2 separate regions of the Mus musculus genome follow, and region 2 is linked to region 1. Evidence: chromatin loops called from intact Hi-C (ENCODE). Cell type or tissue: gastrocnemius. All regions are shown on one strand. Links, peaks and the distances in the headings refer to the core of each region. The heading gives the core; the rest is flanking DNA.

Region 1 (9,596 bases), core at 4,954-8,953:
GACTGAGGTAGGAGATTATGAAAATGTTTGGCAACAATGAAAGACTTCTGAACATGGAATGCCCAAACAATAATTTAAAGTCAGATGTGTAATGAGCCAGACAGGTATTTCTGGAAGGGCTCATTTGTGTGTGTCACAGGACTTCACAGCAACCTTGGTTCTTCACACGTGTGTTTTGTGTGGTACATGCCATGCAGTGCCGTCAAACACTGCCTGAAACACCTGGGCTCACATGTGAGAATATGAATGGCATCTTTTTTTATTGGATACACAAAGGCTTTTATCTTAAATACAATAGTTTACTTACTAAAACAAAAAACTCACTAAAACCAAAACCAAACCAAACCACCACCAACAAAACCACCCGAAGACTATTTTGCCTACTGTTGCTCCTTAGCATGTATTACCTAATTGACACTTGCCTCTGGATTATGCTGTGTTGGAGCGAATGGTTTTAAAAATCGTTGAGTTGCCGGCTTATGCTTCATAAGAAAGTCACTAAGTAAATTTTGGTTTGATATTTGGACAGAATTCCAACAATTTTTCAAATGCTTCCAAACATACTTCTGCCATTTTCTGCTTTATTTGTGCAAAGCTGAATTTTCAGTGTTAATGATTATAAAAATCAGTCTAAAATGTTGAAGATAGTTTGAGAGTACATGTAGTACCCTCAGGCATGGTGGTGTCAGGGTGTAAGAAACGCTGAAGACTGATACCCTAGACTTAAATAGTATGCAAGGACAAAGAGCATTTATTTAGCTGAATTTCCTGGATGTAGGGCTCTCCCCACTTGGGAATGGAGACTTCTGGTGGACTCGAAGGCCCAGATTTTAGTGTTCATCAGGGGAATTCCAGGGAGGGGTGTGTGCCCTTTTACCTGGATTGGTTAGCTCTATCTGTGGCGGTCTGACTGATTCTATAATTGGTCAGGCTCTGGAGACCTCCCTGGGGGTTGATTATTCATTCTAGCTACCTATTCTTACTTCAGGCCAGATGACAAGGTGTCCTGGAATTGGCTGCCTGCAGCTGTGGTTGACTGACCACAGGTTCCTGGATCCAGGTTCTCATTTCTAGGAAACAGAACCTTAAGCCTAGTCTCCCAAACTACCAGTGTGTAGCCTGTTTTGGAGTCAGCCTGGCACTGTCTTACTCAGTCCTCTCAGTGCCAAGTGCCTTACCCACTGATCCATCTCATGCACCCACCAAGATTTAATTCTTTAGGTAAAAATAAATGTCTCACTAGTGTACAGACTTGCTTTTGACTTTAATAAATGGTAAAGTTATGTTACTTAAGAATTTTTTTTTAAAAATTAACTTATTGACTTTACATCCTGCTCACTGCCCTCTTCTCGCCAGCCCCTTCCCACAATCCTTCCCCTGTCCTCCCTCCCCTTCTTCTCTGAGCAGGTGAGCTCCCTCCTTGGGTATCCACTTTCCCACCCTGGCACTTCAAGTTTCTGCAAGGCTAGGCACTTCCTCTCCCATTGAGGTCAGACAAGGCAGCCCAGCTAGAAGAATATATCCCACTTACAGACAGCAGTTTTTGGGATAGACCCCACTCCACTTGTTCAGGACCCACATGAAGACCAAGCTGCACATCTGTTACATATGTGCAGGGAGGCCTAGGTATGGTCTTTGGTTGTTGGTTCTGTCTCTGAGAGCCCCCAAGAGTCCAGGCTAGTTGACTCTCTTGGTCTTCCTGTGGAGTTCTTAGCCTCTTTGGGGCCCCACAATCCTTCCTCCTATATTCTTTCATAAGCGTCCTCAAGCTCCACCCACTGTTTCGCTGTGGATGTCTGTATCTGTCCGAGTCAGCTGGTAGGTGGAGTCTCTCAGAGGACAACTTGCTCCTGTTTGCAAGCATAACAGAATATCATTAATAGTGTTAGTGATTGGTACTTGCCATGGAAAGGGTCTCAATTTGGGCCTGTTATTGGTTGGCTCTTCCCTTAGTCTCTGCTCCATTCCCTGGGCCTGCATTTCTTGTAGACAGGATACATTTTGGGTTGAAAGTTTTGTGGGTAGGTTGGTATCTCTGTCACTCCACTGCTTTCCTGTCTGGCTACAGGAGGTGGCCTCTTCAGGTTCTATAGCCCCAGTGTAGTGAGATACAGCTAAGGTCACCCCATTGATACTTAAGAATTTTTTAACTTCTAGGACACACTTAGCAAAATATACAAATTTTTTAGTGTGTGTGTGTGTGTGTGTGGTTGGGGAATATTGTTCTATAACTTTCCTAAGGTCTATGGGAATAAATCTTTAGGTGCTTGAAGTTATAAATAAAATAAATGTGAAACTTAAAAATTAAATACATTTCTTATGATTTAATATAGAAAATGTTTGACATCTAGACCTCTATTATCTTGCTATATAACTGACTTTGCACAAAAAATTATTGAGCAAAATGGGGATGGCAACAGAAAAGTTTAAGAAGCCTTGCTCTAGGGTCCGTTTCTCTAGCTAGGAACAGCCCCAGGTTCTCCACTACCTTTTAACATTGTGTTAGAGGTGAGGGGAGTACAGACATTTAAAATGCTTCTCTGTTTATTATAATCTAGCTTATTTTTTTAATGCTTTGTTCGACTATTATAAGACTTCAGGAATCTTCGGAGCCCATAAAAGGCTCACTTTGACAGTTTTGGAGAGCATTTTCATGGGCTCTTATGGAGAAGGTATTCCTGTCATTCTGGAAGCTGGCTGCTTTACTCCTGGCATTGGGTAGCAAAGCGCCATAATACTGCTAATGCATGTGGTAGCATACCCTTGCAGTGTGACAGTACTTCTTCATGATTAAATTAGATACCTCAACTGTGGCTTCTCCGTGCCTGTTGCTGTCTTGGCATAAGGGATCTGAAGTGCCCGCCAAGAAGCCTCGGCAAGTTTAAAGAGTATTATTATTATTATTATTATTATTATTATTATTTTATTACATGTCTTTTGATGAACTAGTTCCCATGTTAGGAATCAACCCTAGACCCACAACATTGGAATGAGAATCACAGGCTGCCCTCATGGCTTACTAGGAGAGATGGGTTGGATGTGTTAATTTCCCATTGCTGCCATTTCATACCCTGAATGCTGGGTATCTTAATCACGTTTCTACTACTGTACAGAGACAACAAGGCCAAGGCATCTTATAAAAGAAAACGTGGGACTAGAGAGATGGCTCGGTGGTTAAGAGCACTGACTGCTCTTCCAAAGGTCCTGAGTTCAATTCACAGCAACCACCTGGTGGCTCACAACCATCTACAATGTGTCTGAAGACAACTAGGGTGTACTCATATACAATAAATAAATAAATAAATCTTTTTAAAAAAAGAAAAGAAAACATTTGTTGGAACTTACATTTCCAGATGATGAGCCCATGCCCATCATGGCCAGCGTGGTACTGGAGCAGCAGCTGAGAGCTTACATCGATCTACAAGCATGAGGTAGAGAGAGCTAACTGCAAATGGCTTTTAAAACGTTAAAGCCCAGCTGGGCGTGGTGCCGCACGCCTTTAATCCCAGCACTCGGGAGGAAGAGGCAGGCGAATTTCTGAGTTCGAGGCCAGCCTGGTCTACAAAGTGAGTTCCAGGACAGCCAGGGCTACACAGAGAAACCCTGTCTTAAAAAAACCAAAAACCAAAACAAAACAAAAACCAAAACCAAACAAACATTAAAGCCCGACTCCAGTTACACACCTTCTTCAACAAGGCCACAATTCCTAATCTTTCACAACTGGGAGACATTCTCACTTAAATAACTACATTGCTTCTCTTAATAAGTGTAGTGGTCATTGTGGATAATTTCCCATTTTGACGACATTACTTTATCATGACATCATAAGTTTCAGATATTAGGATATGAACTTATTCCAAGCCATTATTCAATCTATCATTGTGGTAATTCTATATTCACTAGCCATCCTTAAAAGCACAGTAGTCTATGCACATGGAACACAGCTCCATATAATGGTGTTTAATGTGGATACAGCCCTCCCAAATGGCTGTAACTTGAGCTAAGGGACCGGCACTGGGAAGATTTACATATAGCATGCGGGAGTTTGAACATCTTCCTGTGCCTTTTGTTTCCTCTAACCGTGGAAATTATCTTGGATGACCACTGTCTTCAATTCTGGATGCGATGGATTGACTTAAGTCTGACAAAACTCAGTTTGTCGTGGGAAGCTGGCTCTATAGTCACCAACAGTCCACAAGAAGCAGTCCTCACTAATTTGCATATAACTTTGTTCTCCTTGTCTGTATGGCTGTCCCCTGCAGAGATGACCTTGCTGTAGGTTAGTGATTCACTTGCTGTGAACTTCCACGGATTCTTATCACAAATACTCTTTACCCCAGAATCTCCTGGGTTGAACGTTCCAGACAACAGGGCTAAATCACATTGCAGCCTGGATGAGCCAGAGAGGCTAACATACTCTGGGTCCCACTGAGCACGTCAGTCACCTTGTCAGCCAGTGCATGAATTAGAACCAAGATTTCCAAGTTACAACTTACCACAGAGACTGACAGAGCTCAGTGTACTTCTTTGGTGGTTGGATACATTAGTTCTGGTGAAATGACTGGACAATGTGCAATAGTTAGTTTTTACTATGAGGAAGATACTGTATCATCTAAGCAAACTTCTTGGGGCAAAATTCTTTCACTGATGGAACAGGCTGTCGGTCTCACTGGTGATTCTCTCCGTCCCTGATATACAATATGCCGTTTATTGTTTGTCTCTCCATCCCTGATATACAACATGCCGTTTATTGTTTGTCTGGCCGAGTCAACACAATACCATCTGTGGCACACTGCGATGATCCAGATCTCATCAGACTTTATTGGTTAGAGGGTAGGAGGGTTAATTTAACTCTATGGCAAAACTAGACATGCGCACTGATGTCTCTCCAGCATAAAATCAAACTGGTCCAGCTGCCTGAGGCCTAGCTCTACACATACCCTCATGGCTTCTGCTGGTGTACACAGGCTAGGTGTTTCAGTCTCCTTTGGCATATAGGCTCATCTGGAATTGTTGAGAAGTAGCACCGACTGAGGCTGAGCGCTTCTTCATCACACTATGTGGCTTCTGGCATCTTTTTCATAACTGGCTTTGTTACCTGTACTTCAGCTTTTAAATTATGTGAGCCCAGATCTTTTAAAAGTAAACATCACTAAAAGATGAAAATTAGGGCAACCTTCTACCAATCTGTTTCTATTTGGCTACCTAATGGTAGTACACATGTGGGGATGCAGAATACAGTGTTGGCCTCATTGTCATTCACAATTATCTGTCTTTGACGGGAAGGCTTTGACATTTAAAAACCCAGAGATGTTTTGTCACTGAAATTGTGTATGACCAAGAAGCAAGTAAACTTGCAGGTTATATCTAATCAGAAAGAAAGTCATTATATTGGTAATACTGCACTAATTATTTTATAAACATCCTCAATTATTAGAGCACAGAATTCTTACATGTTTCCTGTTCAGGTTTTTGTTTTGACAAAAGTATATGTACATGTGTATTGGAATGAATTTCCTAAGTAATTATTAAAGCTAGAAATTTTATGTACAAAATTATTATAATCTAAACAGTATTTTAAAAAAACTAGACATAATGGCTAATTCATTGGTCATAGACAGTGAAGGACAGTAATCCATGAGACATGGAAAGTAACCCAGGTGAGTCAAAACTACTCCTGTTTACTATTGTCTGGAGAAAGTGGCCAGCTGTGGCCTGGAGTTAAGAGAGTCCAGGCTGACCAGGCTGGGATCCCAAGATAACTACAGTTCACAGGGTGGACTGTAGTTATAGAGTGTGGAGAAAAACTTTTCTAGAAAAATGGAAGAAGAAATACATCCCAACTGTTGGCCTCACCATCCATGAGGTTGACAGTATTTGCATAACAACACAAAAATGCATCATGTGCTCGTACGGGCTAGTTCCTTTAATAGTACCTTCTTACCAACTGTAGGAAATGAGGCCAGGGGACAAAAGGGCCATGATCATGGGGGAGTGGAGTGTGTGTGTAGGCATGCATGTGCCACTTCACATGTGTGAAGGTCAGAGGACAAGTTAGGATGTCACCTTGCTTCCAGATTTTTAGTGTCCCCAATAGCTCAGGCTAGCTGGTCTGTAATCTTTCTGGGATTCTTGTTTCCACCTTCCATTTCACCCAGGAACACTGGGGTTACAGGTGAGTGCTATGCCTTACGTCATGTGGACTCTAGAGATCTGAACTCACAATTGCATGGTGAATGTTTTAACCACTGAAGCATCTCCCGGCCTGAGAGCACATTTTAAAACACTAGGGAGCCAGGTATATGGTGGTACAGGCCTATAATTCCAGAACTCAGAAGGCTAAGAGGATCATATTGAGACCACTCTAGATTAGAAACTTTAGGAGAAAAAAAAAAAGAAGGAAAAAAAAATCCATTTTTAAGATATGTATAAAATTTGTATTAACCATGTTACATTTTCATTTTAAAATTCTCCAATAATGTCTGATTCTATTTAGATGCTCTTGAGACGGGGACTCAGCACTGTGTATGTAATCAAGGCTTGTCTTCAACTGTTCATCCTGCCACTGACTTCCAAGTGCTGATATCACAGGCACGTGCCTCCACATCTTCTGCACCACACTCCTATCCTGCCTTCAGCCCTTACTCTTCCTCCTCCACGTACACAAACTTGTTTTAGCCCCTCAGATGCCTCCTCCACAATGCACTTGTGTGTGTACTTTATCCTTAATTCTAGACCGGTAACGCCTGTGCTCCTTGGTCCCCATCATCACGTATTCCAAGGGGTTAGGCTTTGTTGTTGGCTTTTTGTTTTGTTTTTTGAAACGGGGTCTCTTTACATAGACCTGGATATCCTGGCTATGTAAACCAGACTTTCTTCAAACTCACAGAGATCCACCTGCCTCTGCCTCCCAGGTGCTGGGATTAAAGGTGTGTGCTTTTAACCACAGGTTCCTGTCGCACCAAGAACCTTTCCTCCCAGGACTCGCTATATGTGGGTGTTGTGTGACCTTTTGGTCTTCCACTATGAGGTCAGTGGAGTCTGGGTTTGGTTTGGCTTTGTCCACTGTTTCTTTGCTGAATCCAGTACATTGCTGGCTCTTAGTGTTATTTATGAATGGTCTTCCAATAAGAGTTTGTGATGGAGTTTTTATTTCCACGGCTTCTCCAGTAGGTGGCAGCATTAACAGCAAATGAAAAAACTTGATTTTATAGGTCTCGATTTTAGGTGTGAGCATTGCCCTGCTGCTGTTATTGATTTATTATCTGTCCTTAGTACTTGCCACACTGCTGTGTGGTTGCTTATTTATTGTTTCCTATATTGTATGCTACTGTCTGTCAAATATATCATACGGATACTTAGTTCACTATTTAGAATACAAGAAACATTTTCTGCCTATAAGAAAAAAATTCCAACTGTGGCATAAACAAGTTGGGTAGCCGGGGCCAGGGGTTGGGGAGTTGCAGATTTTTTTTTTTTTAATGGCAAAGATTAGACTTTTCAGGGTTCATGTTGCTGATCAAGGATTTCCTTAATACAAGTCCTGTATCCCATCTTAGCATACCTGGATGCTACATCTCCAGGGTAAGAACTCAACAGCCTCCTTGGAATGTCTGCTCCGTGCCAACACTAGCTTACCTGACTGTTGTAGAAAACTTTAATCCCAATCAGGGGTTTCTAGCTCACCTTTGATCATTTAGTCCTCGGGTAATGAGAAACCAGTGTTTTGCCTTCCCAGCTGTCTTTATTTCCCTTCCTGTCTTGTTATATAACCCAGGCCACCTGGGACTCAAGGATTAAACAATGTTTAGTGAAATGAATCCCACCAGCTCCGCCTGACACCAACTGCCTGGTCACAGCATATGACAAAAGGCAATTCCTCAGTCCCCAAGTGGTGCTCTGACTCATCTCCCTTGGACTCAAGCCCTAAGTTGGCACCTTTAGCATTTTAGTTCTGATATGGCAAGCTGTTGGCGCACGAGTGCAAAGAAACCTAGTCAGTGAAGAGGAAGTATGACAATTTAGGCAAACACAGGAAAGACTCTCTGAGAAAGGAGTGTTACAAGCAGGGCTCTGCAGTGGGGCCATAGGATAGCATTTCCTTGGGAGTTTACTGTGTAGAAGACCCTGCTCACAACAGTCTCATTGCCAACACACATATCATCATGTCCTGTTACAAGCAAATCACAATGGCTCACTTCCAGAGCACTGAAACTTTGGGGCCTAGTTCTGCTTCCTCCCCACCTAGCAAAATCTCACTCAACCAATTCAAGTACCAGTTCTAGTTCCTCATAGACTTCCTATTTATTTGTCAGAACTTTCTTCCCCTTTTTGCATCTGTCCAGCAAGTTATTGTGTGGCAGCTACTCTGCTCCAGCATTGAGGACCTCTGTACTCTCTGCTGCTAAGCTGTGAGCTCCCTGGGGAGAGGACTTTTTAACCTAATGGACCTTTATTTTCTGTACCTATCACATGTAGCAGGCACTGAATATTTGTGCTTAATGAGAAAGGCACCGGCACAGCCCTTATAGCTACTGTTGCAAGAAAGAGAGCAGCAGGCATGCACAACGCATGTAAGGCGGGGTTTTATAGCAAGACAAGGAAGAAGACATCCTGTTGTCTGTCTCCTTCATCAAGCAAACCAGCTCACTGGGCTTCAAAGTTCGTCAAAACAGAGCTCTATGTGATCCTCAGCGATTAGCTATCCTAGTGGCAAAAGCAGTGGAAAGTAGAAAGCCTTGTGACTCTATAATCAGATGGTTGGAAAACTGTGTTTCCTACCCACAGTAGCAACAGCTGCTACTGTTGCTTCTAGACATTTCATCTTGTATGTATATGTGTGTGTGTTTTATTTTTTTAATGAAAAAGAAATACTTTTCAGGGCTAGTAACACTGTTCAAGGATTTCCTCAATAAAGGAAGTCCTGTAATCCTGTTTTAGCATACCTGGATGCTACATCTCCAGGGTGAAAACTCAACAGCATCCTTAGAATGCCTGCTACATCTCTGTGCCAACACTAGCTTACCTGACCACTATAGGTACAAGTCATACTGTGGGAAACCAGAGCTTTGCCTTCCCAGCTGTCTTTATTTCCCTTCCTGTCTTGTTATGTAACTGGGCTACGTGGGACTCAGGATCGAACAACTCTTAGTGAAATGAATTCCACCAGCTACACCTGACACCAACTGCCTGTTCACAGCATCTGACAAAAGGCAAGCGCTTCCTATAGTTTCTTGACCAGGAAAAGAAGTCTATAAAAATCTTAGGATTTTTGTACAGCTATTATACTGCCCAAGGCTAGAACTTTAGATTACAGTTCAGAGAAGTGATCCTTGGTTTTAAGACAAGGTCTTACTCTATACCTTGACCAAGGTTGCCCTTGAACTTATAGCAATCATCTTGTCTTCAGCCTTCCAAGTACTGAGATTACAGGCATGAGTTATGCCTTAACTCTTTTTAACATAAAATAAAAAAGATCTAATATTTAATACTTTAATACCACACCCACACACAGACACTCCACTGAGAAATGCTATAGAATTTGAGTTACCTCTACTTACTGCCCCTTCCTATGTAATTTAGTCTCGGTATCAAAG
Region 2 (9,596 bases), core at 1,811-5,810, 490 kb after region 1:
TCAGGTTCCCAGCAGCAACACCCCACCCCCACCCCCACCCCCACCCCCAGGACATATTGCCCAAAGCTAAGTTACAGTGTAGCAAGGAAATGTAACAAGTGCAGGAAGAGGAATTCCACCCCACCCCCACCCCCACCCCCAGGACATATTGCCCAAAGCTAAGTTACAGTGTAGCAAGGAAATGTAACAAGTGCAGGAAGAGGAATTCCATCCCAAGAGAGTGGTGGATGTGAAACCTACTGAAACAACAAAACATTATGCTAGAAACTGTTAGTATTAATTGCCCTACCAAGCTTCTTGAATACATACATACAAACTAAAACCAGAGTGCCAAAACCAATTCACAAATTAAATACTAAGTGGGCAATGCTGTTTTCTTGAGTTCAGTGGTCCTGTGCAATCTCCAATAGCTTTTTTTTTTTTTTTGTCCTACTGTTTGAGTTTCTGCAAGCCTAAAGCATGATGTAGTGACTAGTGACTTCCTGCTATTGTGCTTACTCCAGTCGATCTACTAAGAAAGACTAAGTTTTCATACTTCTTGCAATGTCATTAGGCCTTTCTTTCTGCTCTGATACTTGACTTTCACATTCTCTCTCTCTCTCTCTCTCTCTCTCTCTCTCTCTCTCATTCTCTCTCTCTCTCTCTCTTTCTCTCTCTCTCCCTCCCTCCCTCTCCCTCTCCCTCTCCCTTTCTCCCTCTCCCTCCCTCCTCTTCCCCCCTCCCCTTCCCCTCCTCTCTTTCTCTCTCATCTTTGTTATTTCCTTCCTGTGACTATGAAATGAAATTTGACTCATTAAAATTAAAACTCCATATACAATGGCAGGCACTGAACTCACGTGGCAGTGTTTACTCATCCTTGTGATCGGGGCTAATGTGTACTAAGTTTTAGGGTATAGTCATCATTTAATACCTAGGAAAACCATAACTTCCTAAATACACACACACAGACCACTATCCACATATGACTACTTGGCTAATACTGCAATGGCAGGACATGAATTTTCCAAGTGCTGACATCTGGAACCCTCGCCAGCCCAGACACTGAAGACTTTATGCTTTTCTTTTTCCTCCCCATTAGTGATTTTATTGTTTTTATTTATTCGTATCTTATTTATTCGTATCTATGCATTGTGGGAATGCATGCTGTGGTGCATGTATAGAGGTCTGAGGGTAGCTCTTCCCTTCCACCTTTATATGCCTTCAAAGAATGGAACTCAGGGCTCCAGGCTTTCACTGCAAGCGCCTTTAACCACTGAGCCATCTCACCAGCCCTGAACCCTGAATTTCCCTTCCCTCCTTCCTTCCTTCCTTCCTTCCTTCCTTCCTTCCTTTCTTCCTTCCTTCCTTCCCTCCCTCCCTCCTTCCTTCCTTCCTTCCTTCCTTCCTTCCTTCCTTCCTCCCTCCCTCCCTCTTTCTTTCTTTCTTTCTTTCTTTCTTTCTTTCTTTCTTTCTTTCTTTCCACTAAAGACATAATTCATTGTGACGAACCTGTTTGAATATCAGTAACCAAGATACTGGGTTAGTATTATCACACCATAGTTAAAGAGTTTGCATAGCCTAAGCTGGCCCCTATGCTATAGAACATTACACATAGAAAAATAAGATATTTAGAAAACTATGCTTAGGTTTAGTTCAGTGGTTCATCAGTTCTGTGTTGTCACGAGGGTTATTTTCAAGAGAACTGATATCTAGAGGAAAATAGAAAATTGAGCTGACCACTGAAAAAGTGACAACGTAATAAAGAGAGAGAAAGCAAGACTCGATAGGGACACTGAAACGTGGAAATGCTCACAAACTCAAATTTCTGGGAAATTATTTGTAATGTTGATAAAGAGAGTCTAGACAGACAGATAGCTTTGCTATTCATGGGGCCCCTGACATAGGAGAAAAATCAGCATTGCTGGGATACTTATCAGAAATTCCAAGGCAGGGCTAGCTCAGTGAAGTGCTTGCTACACAAAGTCCCAGCAGCCGGGTAAAATGCCAGGCACAGCACAGCAGCACATGCCTATAACACCAGTACTGCAGAGGCAGAGACGGGAGGATCCCTACAGATTTCTGGCCAGCTGGTGTAGATGAATCGGCAAGTTCCAGATTCAGTGCGAGACCCTGCCTCAAAAATAAGGTGCCAGGCCAGGTGTGATGGCACACCTCTTCAATACCAACACTCAGGAGACAGAGGCAAGGTGGATCTCTGCGAGCTCAAAGCCAGCTTTGTATACATGGCGAATTCCAGGCTAGCCAAGGCTACCTAGTGAGACCCAGTCTCAAACAAAGACAAATGAAGTAGAGAAGTAATTAAAGATGACATTCAGTATCAACCTCTGACCTCCACCAGAGCGCCCATGTGTGAATGCCCCCACACACAAAATTTTTAAAAAAAATCACAGGATCTTAGTGCCACCCAGAGCTACACGGAACTTCTGTCTGTATCTTACACTTCCTCCATGTGTTTTATACATACAGTCTTGGGTACAAGTTCCCAAGATTAAATGAACACTGGATTTACCTGGAGAGTTCTAAAATCCACTGGTGTCTAGGTCCCACCCTAGAGATTTGAAATCAGTTGCTGAAGCTGCTGTCCTGGACATCAGCATTTGTAAGTGTTCCCTCAAGTGACTCTCAAGTCCCACGCACATGCCTAACTTTTAGGGAGAGCTCAGCACACTGCTGAAGAAAGCGGGTATCATCGAGTGTGCCTATGAACGAAAATCAGCTTGTCAATGGCATAGCTGCCCAGCCATCTGCTTCCCTGTCCGTGAACGTGCCAAGTGAATGACTTACTTGTGCTAATATTTAGCCAACATAAACATTATCTAATGTGGAGAGCAGTTTGGGATCAGGTAAACACTGAGTAAACTCAGGTAAAGGTGGACCAGGGGTACGTTGTGGGTACACAACAGGTGGGAAACAGGTCTATATTTCTGGAGAAAAAAAAAAAACCCAAGCTTTAGAGGCGGGTGCAAATATTATGAAGAGCTGCAGGAAAGAAGATATGGTTTTAACCCAGTGTGTCCATTCAATTGTGACCTGTATGCAAATGTACTGCAGTCAATTCCCAGCAGAAACACCCTGAAACCATGCCTTCCTTAGCAGGAAAACATTTATGGTGGAAAGCTAGTCCTTTGGATCATTACCCAGAGTATATATAGGAAGTTATAAGAAGGACCTGTGATAGCAAAATATTCCACGTGCAAAGCATGCCTTCTTCGTTTACACACAAATTTTTGCTTAAGGTCTAGCTATTTTTCAAGTGAAATTATGTGCCCTGGGCTTTAGGGAATTTTCTGTCTATGGCAGATAAAAGAAGCCACATTTAAGAGGTGGTAAGAAGGCTGCCAGGAACAGATAGGGCAGATACTAATATATTCATACAAGGAAGGAATGAAACTTAGAGAATGACATAAAGGAGCCGAGACTGCAGGTACCGGGAGCCGCTTAGTACACGGATGCATTCACACACAGCCTGGCAGCGCACCCTGGTGGCATGGCTTGGCAGCGCACCTTGGCATTGTTCTCAGTTCAGAAGCAAGAACTGAGTGAGACTCTCAGTAATGATAGAGAGAGATAGAAGTGAAATAGGCCCTTAGAAGTGTTGATGATAGCCAATGCCATCGTCTGTCCAGTGCTTACTGGAGTGGGAGTTACGCGAGTGTGCACTGTGATCTGCGAGGTTTGAGCTCTTCATTTTACCTGGTACAGTACCAAGCTCTGTGCAGTCTTTATGACAATCCTGAGGGATACTGGTATGATTCCTCTCAAGAATGGAAAAAACGAGAGGCAAAGGAAAGTGTGGTTGTTTTGGTTATCTATTAAGGAACATCATGCGGGTCTGGGAAGATGGCTCTGTGGGCAAAATGCTTGCCCACCAAATATCTGAGTTCAGATTCCAAGAACCCATGTAATAGCTGGGCATGGCACTGTACCTCTGTAACCCCCAGTTACAGGGATCTGTAGGCAGGAGCTTCCAAGAGCTTGCTGGCCAGCCTAGGCAAAGTAGTGTGCTCCAGACTCAAGAGAGACCTGTAGAGAATGACAGAGGAGACACCTAATATTAACCCCTAACACACACACACACACACACACACACACACACACACACACACACACACACACACATTTATAGATGTCACAAGATAAAGTGTGGATTTGGACTTAGCCATTTTTCACAGTGTCTTGGGCTCATTTAAGTTTTGTACTTAGATTCATGCTATTGTGCTTAGTAGATAACCAGGGTCATTACTCTCTCATCTTCTTTTCTTCCCCTTCCTGAGTCTCTTCCTCCTCTAAGCCGAATTAAATATCATCTTAACATAACATTCTATATCTCTCATTTGCCTGTGGATTTAAACCAACATTTTCAATCTGTGTGTCACAACTCCTCTGGGTGCCAAGCAACCCTTTCACAGGGGTGGCATATCACACATCCTGCATATCAGATATTTATACTATGACTCATAACAATAGCAAAATTATACTTACAAAGCAGCTATGAAAATAACTTTATGGAGGGGGGAGTCACCACAATGTGAAAGGCTGCACTAAAGGGTCACAGCATTAGGAAGGTTAAGGACCACTGATCTAAACTCATCTCTGTTGGATGCTTTCCTCATGCTCTATTGATGGTTCTCTGAGTAGACGATTGCATTTTATTTTGTTTCATAGTATAATCCCCAATACAGTGTCTGCAATACAGCAAATGCTCCAGAATTTTTTAATAAATCCTTTAATTTGCTACTATATTGGCTACTTTCCCTGTTGCTATGATAGAATACATGTCCAAAGCAACTTACAGGAGGAAGTAGTTATTTTGGATTACAGTTCCATAGGATAGGAACTAATCAGGGTGAGGAGGCACAGCCTTGAGGGGCAGGCATAGCAGCAGAGCAGACACAAGCACAACACAGATAAAGTGAACTGGGAATGGCCACACTTTAAACTTTCAAAGCATGCCCTTGTTGATGTACCTCCTCCATCAAGGCCACACCCCCAAGCATCTGCCAACAGCACTACTGTCTTAGTTAGGGTTTGCATTGCTGTGAAAAAAACACCATGACCAAGCCAACTCTTATAAGGACATCATTTAATTGGGGCTGGTTTACAGATGCAGAGGTTCAGTCCATTATAATCAAGGTGGGAGCATCACAGCATCCATGGTGCAGGAGGAGCTGAGAGTTCTACACCTTCATCTGGAAGCTGCTAGGAGAAGACTGGCCTCCAGGAAGCTAGGATGAGGGTCTTAAAGCCCACACCCACAGTGACACACCTATTCCAACAAGGCCACACCTACTCCAACATAGCCATACCTCCAAATAGTGCCACTCCTTGGGCCAAGCATACTCAAACCACCACATATATATATACCTACATATGTACACCTCCTCATGACACAAAAGAGACTCACGACAGACATGGTCAAAGCCACAAGCAAGAAGGAAGAGGAGAGAGGAAAATATGCCTTTCTTCTCGTGTAGCCCTCTCCCACATGAGGAAAATCTTCTAGAAAAGTTCCAAGCAGCCTGTCTCATGAGGCAGACTGGTGGGTAAAGGGAGACTGGAGAGCTGTGAGTCGTCCTTTGTCCCTGGGACAAAGTAAATCTTCCATTTACACAGGGGGCAAATGTTGGGTCAGAAGAAGAGGTGATTCCAAGCTGTTGGAAATGGTGTGATGACAGACAAAGCAAGCTGGTGAAAGGAGGCCTGGCCATACAGCTCCAACCTAGGCAAACAGGGTCTGCTCCTAGAGATCATGAATATTGGCTCTAACACATACATACATACGTACATACACACACACACACACAGAGAGAGAGAGAGAGAGAGAGAGTCAGACAGACAGAGACAGAAAGAGACAGAGACAGAGAGACAGAAAGACACAGAGAGATAGAGACAGAGAGACAGAGACACAGATCAGGATCAAAATATACAGGCTCCCAAGTCCTTCATATAAAACTGCTTAACATTTTTTATGTAACATATGCACATCCTAGACACTAAATCATGTCTAGACTAGTGGCTCTATAGCACTGCATTATATATGCAATGTAAATGGATATTTCACTCTACTGTTCCCAAATGAAAGATGATTAAAAAAAAACTCTACATGTGCTGGACAGATGCAATTATTTTCCAGATAGTTAGTTATCTGTGGTTGCTTGAATCTGAAGAAGCAAAGCCAATGGACCCAAAGGCTGTACGTTATCTTCTTTCACCATTCATGTATAAAATACCAGAGAGGGATGGAGAGAGAGTTCAGTGCCCAGGAGTGCTTACTGAGCCTTTGGGAACAGAGCCATTGCCTTACCGTCGCTGATTTCTTCAAACTGTGGTTTTCACTGATATCATGTCTGATGCCCCCCATCACTCATAGTAACTTTCAGATGACTAGGGGATAATAAAGACTTGAAGAACAGACACGGGAGTGGAATCTGGGTAGTTATAGTGTCGGGGGTGGTTAAAAACACAAAGGGGAATTTTAAAGAAAAGAATTACTAGGCTTGGAGCCAATGCACATTAAAGTCTCTTACCAGGGGAAGAATAACTCTCATTGTTTCGCTGAAGAGCATTCAGATGTTTCGCCTTGCTTCCTTTCTAGCGAATCCGAACATGTCCACACTCTGTTGTTTAGGTCTCACTGTACAGCATGTGTAACAGACACCACAATCATTTGACCCGGCCCCAGTATTTTCTTTCTTCAATTCTGTCTGCTCACTTATCTTTGATCCTGGAGATTTCTAGAATACACCATATACATACATACATACATACATACATACATACATACATACATACATACATATTCTGATAGGAAATGAATCCCAAGTTTTCACCCTGGGTGACTTGGCTAAAGACAGCCTTTGGCAATATAAGAAGGAAATGGATCATTCTTTTCTAATGAAAACATGCTTCATTTGTCTTAACGCCCTGAAGACATGGCTGCTGTCACCACTGAGAAATTCCCTTCATCTCCCAGCAGCCACCATGCCCTCAATGCTTGGTGCAGTACAGTGGTAACTGGATACCTGGAAGCTTCATGCTCTTCCAAGGTCTCTGGCTACCAGAGCACTCTGTGGACAACCCTTGACTAGAACTTTCATTTTCTCTATAACACAAATTTTGTTTCCCGATAATTAATGCTATTTCCCTTTTTTAACAGACCAGCAGTTCTCAACCTGTGGGTCTCGACCCCTTGGGGGGGTCGAGTGACCTTTTCACAGAGTCACCTAAGACCACTGGAAAACCTAGATATTTACACTACAATTCATAACAGTAGCAAAATCACGGTTATGGAGCAGCAATAAAAATAACTTTTTAAAGAATTAATTATTTTATGTATATGTGTACACAGTAGCTGTCTTCAGACACACCAGAAGAGGGCCTTGGATCCCATTATAGATGGTTGTGAGCCGCCATGTGGTTGCTGGGAACTGAACTCAAGACCTCTGGAAGAGCAGTCAGTGTTCTTAACTGCTGATTCATCTCACCAGCCCCCAACAAGGATAACTTTATGGTTGGGGGTCACCATAAGCTGAAGAACTGTAATAAAGGTTTGCAGCATTAAGAAGGTTGAGAACCATTGTATTAAATTAGACACTCCATGTTCTTGGGCCCAACATAGCACTAAAAGACCCTAATATGGGCCAAATGAGAGCTGTCACATAGCTGTGACACCCTGCCATGCCGGCTGTGGTGTCCTCAATGTCAGGATGCAGACAACAGAACCGGAGGCAACAGGTTCTATCTCACTCAGCTTCTCGCTCAGGGTCTGTACTCAGCTCCATTTTTTTTTTATTTCCACATTACTGTATCCTATTACTCATCGTTCAGATTTATGCTCAGAAAGGCACAGCCTGCTTTTAATCCTCCCTTTTATGGAAGCCCAGTTATTTCTTTTAGTGCCTGGAGATCTTTGCCTTGGTCAGAACCCACGCGCCGGCTCACCACTAGAAACTCAGCCTCACACCACCTTCTAAAGGAATGTGTTGACGACATCATGAAATGCACAGGCTGTCTAGACCCTGGGCACGTAGGGCCTTGGTACTATTGACATTAGGGCTCAGGTAGCGCTTTGTCATGAGGGGTTTTCTATGTGCTGAAGGGTGTTTAGTAATCCATGGCTTCTATCCTTGGCTATAAGAGTAAATGTTTCCAGGCAATATTTCCCAGAAGGAGAAATCACTCCTGGTTAGTTAAGATCCAGTGCATTTATCACACACCTATGGGAGAGCGAGACCATGGGCAGATGTCCCCATAAAGCCTTCAGCTCTCCAGACCTGCACCTACGTCTCATCTGTTGCCTTCCCCCTTCACATTGACCCTTGGCCTCCTGAGGAGGGCATCAGCAGCCCTGAGAGGCAGCAGTTTTTCTGTGTTAGTGATTTATGGTGGCCAGGGGAGGGAGACCTCCCTGCACAGCCAGTGACATAGCTGACTGCTAGGCTATAGGTGTCCTGAGAAGAGTGACACTGTAGGGAAAGATACTGCTGTGATCACTCATGAGTCATTTACACACCTCTTCTGCTTGGCTGGAACCCACTGAAGGCTGCCTGGCTATATCCCTGCTCAGTGGCCACACATCTGAATATTTACTGCCACCTCAGGGACAGTGAACAATACCTACCGCTTCAAGGTGCTGGCTGTTGAAGTCTTAGGTCAGGCTTCCTTGCCTCTGGCTGAGTCCACAGTCACCTTTGATAGATAAATGTCACATCAACACATACAACCTAAGAACACTTGTCTCTATAGAAAATATCCTAACTATGCCAATTGGCATTAAAAGGTACCAAAAATGCACCCATTTAATCCCAGCAACCAGAAGGCAGAGACAGGAGGATTTGTGAGTTTGAGGCCAGCCTGGTCTACATGGTGATTTTTAGGACAGCCAACTACACAGAGAGGCTCTGTCTCAAAAAAAAAAAAATCAATTAAAAAAAATGGTACCAACATATAGAATAGATGTAAAAGAAAGGTTATTTCTAATATAAGTTTTACTCATTTATCAAAGCAGTCAGTATATGTAAATCTGCATGTCAGGTTCTGATCCAAGTGGATGTCTTTTTCTTTTCTTCTTTCTCTTTTGCATGTGTTTGAGTGTGTAGTGTGTGTGTGTGGTATATGTGTGTACATGCACGTGTGTGGAGGTTGGAGCTAACATCAGGGCTTCTCCTCAAATGCTCTCCACCCTGTGCAGTAGAGGCACAAGTAAACCCGGAGCTTGCCAGTTCCAGCTCATGTACCTCCTTGGATTGCTCCAGCCCTGGAGTCATAGGAGGACCGCGTCACCTATGATGTACTTACACACATGCTGGAAATCATCACTTAATAATCATAGTGCCACTTCAAAACTGCATCCCGAAAGCCGGAGCCATGGCAACACACGGCTCTGTCACACTTCCAACACCCCTACATGGACAGAGCTCTGGCTGCCATACCCACTCCCCAGAACTCTCTGATCCGTCCCAAGATAATAAATGTCATGGGTACCAATGGCAAGAGCACCGAGACTGGGGAAAGCTCTGCACTTGGCTGGTGTGATCAATGAGAATCCCAGTGGAAATAAAGTTATAATCACAGAGTAGAATACCAAATATTCCTGG

Evidence for each region. Peaks named below come from ENCODE experiments on the same cell type or tissue, not always from the same donor. Only the 100,000 strongest peaks of a DNase experiment are listed, where the experiment ranks them.
Region 2: a loop joins it to region 1, with 4 times the contacts of the local background. A loop is called at or near these places in 7 of 42 quality-filtered maps.

Annotation. Positions count from the first base shown.
Region 1 is chr15:58,874,666-58,884,261 of GRCm38, reverse strand. Trmt12 (tRNA methyltranferase 12) reads right to left here. Exons shown (of 1, transcript NM_026642.2): 1 at 7,481-9,596. It overlaps Gm36509 (a long non-coding RNA gene), which reads right to left and starts at 1,639. Exons shown (of 2, transcript XR_384121.2): 1 at 1,532-1,639. In gastrocnemius, for the core only: a CTCF peak has its summit at 7,177 (motif pointing right); DNase peaks (open chromatin) are centred at 7,152 and 7,921; H3K27ac peaks cover 1,620 bases.
Region 2 is chr15:58,377,528-58,387,123 of GRCm38, reverse strand. The region is part of intron 1 of Anxa13 (annexin A13); the gene reads left to right. Among named protein-coding and RNA genes, the nearest start is that of Anxa13, 6.9 kb to the left of the region's middle. In gastrocnemius, for the core only: a CTCF peak has its summit at 3,489 (motif pointing left); a DNase peak (open chromatin) is centred at 3,487.